Linked DNA regions of Homo sapiens: region 2 is linked to region 1. A link is an interaction called in ENCODE POLR2A ChIA-PET data of the cell type or tissue named here. Cell type or tissue: MCF 10A. All regions are shown on one strand. Links, peaks and the distances in the headings refer to the core of each region. The heading gives the core; the rest is flanking DNA. Region 1 has its middle 11 kb from the start of CHST6. Region 2 has its middle 32 kb from the start of BCAR1.

Region 1 (4,343 bases), core at 46-4,045:
TGAGAAGCGCCCTTACATTGTATCGGGCATCTAGGCCACCACAGCTCAGCGGCTGCTTCTGCTGCAGCCTCAGGTCTCCGTTCACGTATAACTGGGATCCCGGGACAGGAAAGGAGGACTGGAGAAACGCCATGCTCTGCATCACGAGGGTCGCCATCCTCTGAAATCATTAGAAGGACCAACAATACCAACCGCCATCAGATCTGAAGGGCTCTGGGTGCTAAGAGTCACCTGTCTTGGCTGAAACCTAAGAGGCCCTCACATACCTAGCGTAGCCATGCAGGAAACACTGCCTAGAACCTTCTGAGCTATTAATAGCCCATGTCAGTTAATATGACTAGTGAAAACCATTCCATTGGCCTAAGTTAAATCCCAAACTACATGGGGAAGAGGGCCCGCTAGAGTGCGGGTCTTCTAGAAATCAGAAGAAGGACTCTGGTCTACTAAAAAGACACAAGGGAGAGGACAGCCTCCCAGCGGACTGACTCACGTGTAATCGATAGGAGAAAGTCAGGATGAGCTGCACACCGAGAACGTGCTCCGTGGACTGCAGGGGAAGCTCCAGCTTAAAATGTAACATGTCCGTCTTCCCATCCTGGTTCCTGTCTTCTTCTCTAGTCTAGGAAACCCAAACAGGCCCAGCAGCCCTGGTCACTAATGAGTCTGGGAGGAATCCACATCACTTCTGTACATACACAATGACCCACTGTCCTGCTGTACACAAAAGAAAGAGGCATTATCTCCCCCACTAAAAGAAAGAGAAAAATAGACAGGTGTAAGTGCATTAATACTGGGGAAAGAGGCACAAAGTGCATGGCCCCTGAACTTCATATCTGAGTCTTTCAAATGTTCACTGGACAAAATAAATGGGAACTTGAAGTGGCGATAACAAGACAAGAAACATGTGAATAGCATTTGTCTCATTTGATCTTTTTTTTTTTAAATTAAAAAAAAATTTTTTTTTTAAAGAGGTTCTCCCTATGTTGCCTAGGCTGGTCTTGAACTCCTGTGGTTAAGGGATCCTCCTGCCTTGGCCTCCCAAAGTGCTAAGATTACAGGGGTGAGCCACCATGCCCAGTCAGATCATATCTTGTTTGTTTTGTACTGGTGTTTTTTTTTCTTTTGCATAAACATGCCTGGATTTGTATGGAAAATTTAAATAGTGTATCAGAATTGTCTTCTATGCCTCTAGAAGCAACTTTTTAAAATAGAAAAACACCTAATCCTAATCATTATGCATTCCCCCAACAAACTCAACAGAAAATCACCAAGCTCTATTTACACGTTCTGAAACCACAAGTGTCTTTGCTTCAGATTCTTGACGTTGGATCTCATCTCATCATTCATGTGAGGCCCTGAAAGCCTTGTGCATCTTTAAGTAGCAATCAATGAAATGGAAAAGAAAGCTATGTCAAATCAGCAAAGCATTAAACCACATCTGTAAGATAAATTATGGGCATGAAAGTAAGGAAAAGAAACAGAGATCTGTGGTGGAAAAAAAGACAAATTATAGCTCATGAAGCATATGTAGGCAGTAAAAAAAAAATTGGTATCCACTCCCACCATCCAGTCTGACCTCATAGTGACCCTAAAATGATCAGCAGAAAAAGACGGTTACTGAAAAGTGATCACTGCTGACGTGGTCCCTCTGCACAACTCTGGATCTTTTTGCTACAAGTGATCCTTTCCCACCGTAGGTTCCCAGAAGGATTCTACTATGGTGTAGCAGCATTCCAATCTGGATCCCCCATCTACTGATTCATTTTGATTCCCACCATTAATATTATGTGAGGAAAATAATTTTTGTACTTTTTTGGGCTAATAAAGTCATTTGAGATGAAGAAATCTCAGTTTTCAGAAACTTTCAATTATTTATTTCCTTTAGACAATAATGTCCTTATTGTAGGTCTTGTTTTAGAGAAACCTCCCTCCCTTTTCTCTTGGATACTTCCTCTCTGCCCTGTTTCATCAGCTTCGGGGAGGGATATCTGCTACCCGGGCTGACGATCAAGTTACTGAGGCAATGATGGATTAGTCATTATGGGTAGGATGAAAAGAGCCTGCCTTGTCTTCCTGTGGATTTTCTTCAATTGGGATCTGGGTAGACAATGTTGTGTAACTCTCTGTGACGGATCCACGCCTTCCGGATCTTTAGGGTTGGACAGGAAGTAAAGATCACATTTCTCAACTTGCAACAGAGGACAGTGGCCAGGAGACAACTGCCAGACTCCAATACACTGTGGGGCGTGGGGAGAAACTCATTTCATTTGATCTTTACAATAAATGTTAAGCCCCAGGTAGGCAGAACAAGTATTTTCCCATTACATAGATGAGAAAATCATGGGTGAGGGAGGTTAGGGCATTTATCAGAGGTACAGCAAGTAATGGTGAAGACAGAATTTCAGATCAGGTCTTTGACTTCAAATGTGGTATCCTTTCCAGGACTAAAATATCCAGACTTACTTACTTATTTATTTATTTTTGAGCCGGAGTCTCACTCTGTTGCCCAGGCTGGAGTGCGGTGGCACGGTCTCAGCTCACTGCAACCTCCGCCTCCTGGGTTCAAGCAATTCTCCTGCCTCAGTCTCCTGAGTAGCTGGGATTACAGGCACCTGCCACTTCGCCCAGCTAATTTTTTTGTATATTTAGTAGAGATGGGGTTTCACCATGTTGGCCAGGCTGGTCTCGAACTCCTGACCTCGTGATCCGCCCGCCTTGGCCTCTCAAAGTGCTGGGATTACAGGTGTGAGCCACGACACCCGGCCAGATTTATTTAAAAATTCAAAAAGAAGACAGTGGGTTGGAGAAGTCTTTTTGCAAAACGGCAGCACCAGGCATCAAAGTCTGTATACTCGCCTGTGTGCATAATTCCGCTCCACGCTGAGAGAGGGCCCAGATGTGGCTCAGCACCATCAATAGTGTCTACTTGTTAAATTCACTCATTAATCTGCTATGAACTTTTTGAGGCCCTACAGGCACTATTTCAGATGATGAGAATATAATCTAAACAAAACAGACAAAGTCTCCATCCTAATGGAGCTTATGTTCCCGACCAAGAAGACAGAAAATAGATTCATAAATATGCAACAATATCAAATAGTGATGAGTGCCACAGAGAAAAACAAGGCAGGCTAAAATGAAAGAATAATGAAGGTAGAATTTAACAGAAAGTTTTACAGAAAATATTCAGGATGACCTGACTTGTTGGAGACCTGAAGGAAGCGAGGTGATGAGGTGATGTGGTGCAGCAATGTCTCAGGGAAGAAAGATCTAGATTCACCAAGTGCATGTGCTCTAGGTGCCCATGGGGCCAGCAGAGCTGGCAGAATGGGTGAGAGGGAGAGCAGGACGGAGACAGGGGACAGAGAAGTGAAGACACAAAGGGTGTGTCTCCCAAAAACAACCTGTCACTAAGCTAGACTCTCACCCCTATGGGCTAGCAAGGTTTGGCTCTGTTATCACTTGGACCTCTGAAGAAATCAATTAGCTAATTCCATTTAGTTGAAAGTAAGCCTAACGTATGTGCAACAGCTACAAAGGCAGGCATTCAAAGGCTACTAATTCCTCAACACAAACTCCAGGTCACTATCTAACCTCCCACTGGTGCCTGGCCAAGAGAATTCACAAAGGACACAACCACTTCACACCTATAAGGTATATGCAGGATTCGAAACAATTATTATATCTATTGATTGTCCCATGTGATCCCTCCATATATCCCAGGAGAGAGTTGGCTACTCTCATGCCCAGGATATGGATAGATAAATTGAGGCTGAACAAATGAACTACTGCCCTTCCTCCACCAATGAAAAAAGCTACCTTTAGTCAATAGTGTCAATCAGAAATTGAGGGCAGGATTCTTGGTCCTCAGGGTTTCAGCCCCCACCTCTTCCACAACAAACCCATATCCTCTTGCAGCTTCTTTTCCAGCTGCCATTAGGCCAGGAGCTATTCCTGCCTTTCGCTGCCCAGAGACGCACCCTCCCTGGCTGGCAGCAACTCCAGAGGGAGCAGTGCCTGTATCTGGATACTGCTCCTCCCTAACAAATGTGCACCTGCCAGAGCTCTGGTGCCCACACAAATCCCTCCTGCCTGGGCAGCTACTGTGGCCCCTGGCTCAGTCAAGAGCAGCCTGGCCTCCGAGCTGAGGCCCCCTGTCCACCACCCACCGCCAGCTCATCCCCAAGCCCCCACACAGCACCATGCTTCTCTTCCAAAGCAGAAAGACCATCTTCTATCCCAGGTCCTCACCTGCCACTCCCAAATCAATCTGACCCTCTGACCACCCGAACATCTAGTCTGCACAAAGTTCCATGATGGCATCAGGAATTCACTGGTCCAAG
Region 2 (4,450 bases), core at 319-4,318, 220 kb before region 1:
CAGGTTAAGGACTTGGTCCCACAAGACTGCCCACACTTCTGACACCAGCTACAAATGGAGTGTCCAGGCTACTCATACTTCTGCCCAGCTGACTATAAATTTGGAGGTTCCCATGAACCCTTCTTCCTATTGGGTTTTTTGTTTTGTTTGAGACAGGGTCTTGCTCTATTGCCCAGGCTAGAGTGCAGTGGTACAATCTTGGCTCACTGCAACCTCCACCTCCTGGGCTCAAGCAATCCTCCCACCTCAGCCTCCTAAGTAGCTGGGACCAGACAGCTACCATGCTTAGCTAATTTTTAAGTTTTTTTGTAGAGACAGGGTCTCACTATATTGCCCAGACTGGTCTTGAACGCCTGGACTCAAGCTGATCCTCCTGCGTTGGCCTCCCAAAGTGCTGGGATTACAGACATGGGCCACTGTGCCCACACTCCTATCAAGTTTGATAATTTACTAGAATAACTCACAGACTCAGGAAAGTGCCGTACTCACCATTGCAGTTTATTATACAGGATGAGAATGAACAGCCAGATGAAGTATATAGGTGAGGTCTGGAAGGGTCCTGAGTGCAGTAGCCTCTGTCCCCATGGACTTGGGGGTGCAAGGGGGTTCGGGGTTTTTGTGAGGTTTCATTACATAGGTATGATAGATTAAATCACTAGTCTGTGGTGATTGAGCTCCATCTCTGGCCCCTCTCCCCACCCTGGAGGCTGGGAGGGGAGGGCTGAAATCATGTGGTTGGTTTTCTGGCACCCAGTCCCCATCCTGAAGCTATCGAGGGCTCCCCTATGATAAGCCATGGTCCCTCATTAGCACACAAGACAGTAAATTCCAAGGGTTTTAGGAGCTCTGTGCCAGAAACACAAAGCCAAATAATTAATTAATAGTTAATTAACTGAGACAGGATCTTGCTTTTGCACACCCAGGCTGGAGTGCAATGGCATGATCCCAGCTCACTCCAGCCTTGACCTGCCAGCCGATTCCCCTGCCTCAGCTGCCCGAGTAGCTGGAACCACAGGCACGCGACACTACGCCCGGCCAATTTTTTGATTTTTTAGAGATGGGATCTTGGTATGTTGCCCAGGCTGGTCTTGAACTCCTGGGCTAGAATGATCCTCCTGCCTCAGGCTCCCAAAGTGCTGGGATTACAGGGGTGAGTCATATTTTTTTATTATAACACATGGGATATTTGCAATTTTTTTTGGAAAATACTACTGCATCACAAAGACAAAATAAGCCTTTATAATGATAATGCTTATTCTGGTTGTCTCTAGCTCAGTTGTCTATAGGCGGCTCAAGGGCACACATCGGACCCTGTTGGTACAGGAGGGCTGGGATGTGGGGCGAATGGTGACTGGGAGATGGGCAGCTTTTCCTTCTCATGACTCAGGACCCTGAACCTCAAATTCAAGGATCCAATAATGGAACTCAATGGCAGAGTGGTAACAAAATTGTGAGCCTGCTAGAGACAACCTGACAGGGTGTCTGATACAGAGAGGGTTCAGCCTGCTGCAGACAGTGCCCCTCGGCACCCAATGAGCTTAAAAAATGTGTTCCATTTGTCAGTTGGGGTGCCTCGAACTCTGGCAGGCCCAGGTTATCATGCAAATGTGTTCAGTGGAAGAAGGCATGAAATCATTCTCAGAGATGAATGGGGCTGCTCAGCGGACCTGGGAGAGGAGGGCTCTGCCCAGTAAGACTCCTGCACATCCTCAGGAGATCTGGCCACACCTCCCACTGAGAGAAGGCACTCACAGGAGGTTCAAGGCACAGCCTGGGCCTAAGGGCCCAGGGACAACTCAGGACACCGGGCAGTTTGAAGACAGGCAGCCCCATAACTTCTGCCAGAAAATCCAGACATTGAGTGTAATTCGTTTTGGTGTCTTTACATTTCAAGCTCATTTATCCAGGTCAGGAACCATTTAGTTTGCATCTAACAAGTCGAGGCCTGTGCAGCATCCTTCTAACATATGGCCTGTTCATCCTGCCTCTGAGCATCTGTCACAGCCATGTTTTGGGAGGAGGCTGACTCGGCCAGTTTCGCATCGTCAGCTGGCAGGGGCAATCCCACTGTGCAGCTGCTTGAAGAGGGGCACATGGCCTGGCCCAGTCCCCTTGGCTTCCCCGGCCCCCCAAAACCTGCTTTTTAGAGAAAGAAAGGGGGGCACCTGGCAGGCCACTTGTGAGTCACTCATCTCCTGGGAAATGTTCCAGGCGCCACTTGGAGGAGATCACTCTGGAAAGCTCCCTGATGCCCAGCAAGCCCATCACCATGGCAACCTATCCATCCTGAGCTGCTCTTCCCTTGGGCCTCCAGAAAGGAGGCTGACTGAGGTGATGCAAGTTTCTCTGAGGTGAGGCTCATCTCTCATCGAACCAAAGCTATCTTGAAAGATTTCAGATAAATAGATATAATGAATAATATAAGAAATACCTGTGCCGCGGGCGAGCATGGTGGCTAATGCCTGTAATCCCAGCACTTTGGGAGGCCGAGGCGGGCGGATCACTTGAGGTCGGAAGTTCGAGATCAGCCTGACTAACATGGAGAAACCCTGTCTCTACTAAAAATACAAAAAATTAGCCGGCCGTGGTAGCCCATGCCTGTAATCCCAGCTACTCAGGAGGCTGAGGCAGGAGAATCGCTTGAACCCGGGAGGCGGAGGTTGTGGTGAGATGTTATCGTGCCATTGCACTCCAGCCTGGGCAACAAGAGCAAAACTCCATCTCAAAAAGAAAAAAAAAATTGTATCGCTACCTCCCAATTTAAGATATAAAACCACAGCTGTAAATAAAGCTCCTTTTTTGTTTAACAGAGGGTCTGGCTCTGTTGCCCAGGCTGGAGGGCAGTGGTGTGATCTCAGCTCACTGCAACCTCCGCCTCCTGGACTCAGGCCATCCTCCCACCTCAGCCTCCCCAGTAGCTGGGACTACACGCACACACCACCATGCTTAGCTAATTTTTTTTTTTTTTTTTTTTTTGTAGAGATGGGGTTTCGCTATGTTACCCAGCCTGGTCTCAAACTCCTGAGCTCAAGGGATCCTCCTGCCTCAGCCTCCAAAAGTGCTGGAATTACAGGCATGAGCCACCACACCTGGCCCAGAGCTCCTTTTTTTAGGGTGGGGGACAGGGTCTTGCTCTGTTGCCCAGGCTGGAGTACAGTGGTGTGATCTTGGCTCACTGCAACCTCTACCTTCTGGGCTCAAGCCATCCTCCCACTTCACCCTCCTTTTGTACCTGGGACTACAGGTGTGCACCACCATGCCCAGCTCATTTCTTTTTCTATTTTTTGTAGAGACGGAGTTTCACTATGTTGCCCAGGCTGGTTCTGAACTCCTGAGCTCAAGGGATCCTCTTGCCTCGGCCTCCCAAAAGTGCTGGGATTACAAGCGTGAGCCATGCGCCTGGCCCAAAGCTCTTTTTTGATCTCTTATCATATGGCCTTCCTTACCCCACAAGAGGCTTCCTCTATGCTGAGCTTAAGGTTTATCACTATATATATATATATATATATATATATATATATATATATATATATATATATATGCACGTTCTGAACCACAGAACATAAAACCATTTTAAAGTGTACTGAATTATACATCACAAGGGTGGGCAACCAATACCTCTATATTTACATGTTTTAAAATCTGTACACCTGGGATTGTATGGCAGGTCTTTTGCAATTTGATTTTTGCATCAATGCTGCTTACAAGGTTCATCTATGTTGATGCGCATAGCTGCCAGCTTGTGCATTTCACTGCCAAATCGTATACCATTGTGTGACTACTTTACAATTGACGCATTCTCCTGGCGATCACTGGGCTGTGAAGGTGTTCAGAACATGCCACTCAAAATATGCCACTCTGGCCTATTGACTATTTTGAGTTAAAGGCACCTGTGGCCTGGTGAGGTGGCTCATGCCTGTAGTCCCAGCACTTTGGGGGGCCGAGGTGGGAGAATTGCTTGAGTTTGAGACGAGCCTGGCCAACATGGTGAGACCCTGTCATTAAAAAGAACAAAAAAATTATCTGGGCTTGGTGATATGTGCTCAGGAGGCTGAATGTGAAGATCAGTTGAGCATAGGAAGTTGAGGCTGCAGTGACCTATGATTGCACCACTGCACTCAAGCCTAGGAGACAGAGTAAGAACCTGTCTCTAAAAAAAGGCACCTGAAAAACAGGTGTAAGAAGGACACTCTGTCCTTTTTCTTTAAAAACAGATGAAATTGTCATGTGAAATGTATCCTTGATTTTTTTTGATATGGAGTCTTGCTCTATCACCCAGGCTGGAGTGCAGTGGCACAATCTCAACTCACTGCAACCTCTGCCTCCTGGGTTCAAGTGATTCTCCTGCCTCAGCCTCCCAAGTAGCTGGGATTACAGGCGTGTGCCACCACGCCCAGCTAATTTTTGTATATTTGGTAAATATGGGGGCTTCATGATGTTAGCCAGGCTG

What was found. ChIA-PET counts read pairs that join two places held together with the same protein. Peaks named below come from ENCODE experiments on the same cell type or tissue, not always from the same donor. Only the 100,000 strongest peaks of a DNase experiment are listed, where the experiment ranks them.
Region 2: POLR2A ChIA-PET joins it to region 1 with 5 read pairs; 6 of 35 experiments call an interaction of 5 or more read pairs at or near these places.

Annotation. Positions count from the first base shown.
Region 1 is chr16:75,504,665-75,509,007 of GRCh38, forward strand. It overlaps the pseudogene TMEM231P1. Among named protein-coding and RNA genes, the nearest start is that of CHST6, 11 kb to the left of the region's middle. In MCF 10A, for the core only: no CTCF peak of the experiment used is centred there; a DNase peak (open chromatin) is centred at 2,087.
Region 2 is chr16:75,280,958-75,285,407 of GRCh38, forward strand. No RefSeq gene overlaps it. Among named protein-coding and RNA genes, the nearest start is that of BCAR1, 32 kb to the left of the region's middle. In MCF 10A, for the core only: no CTCF peak of the experiment used is centred there; no DNase peak of the experiment used is centred there.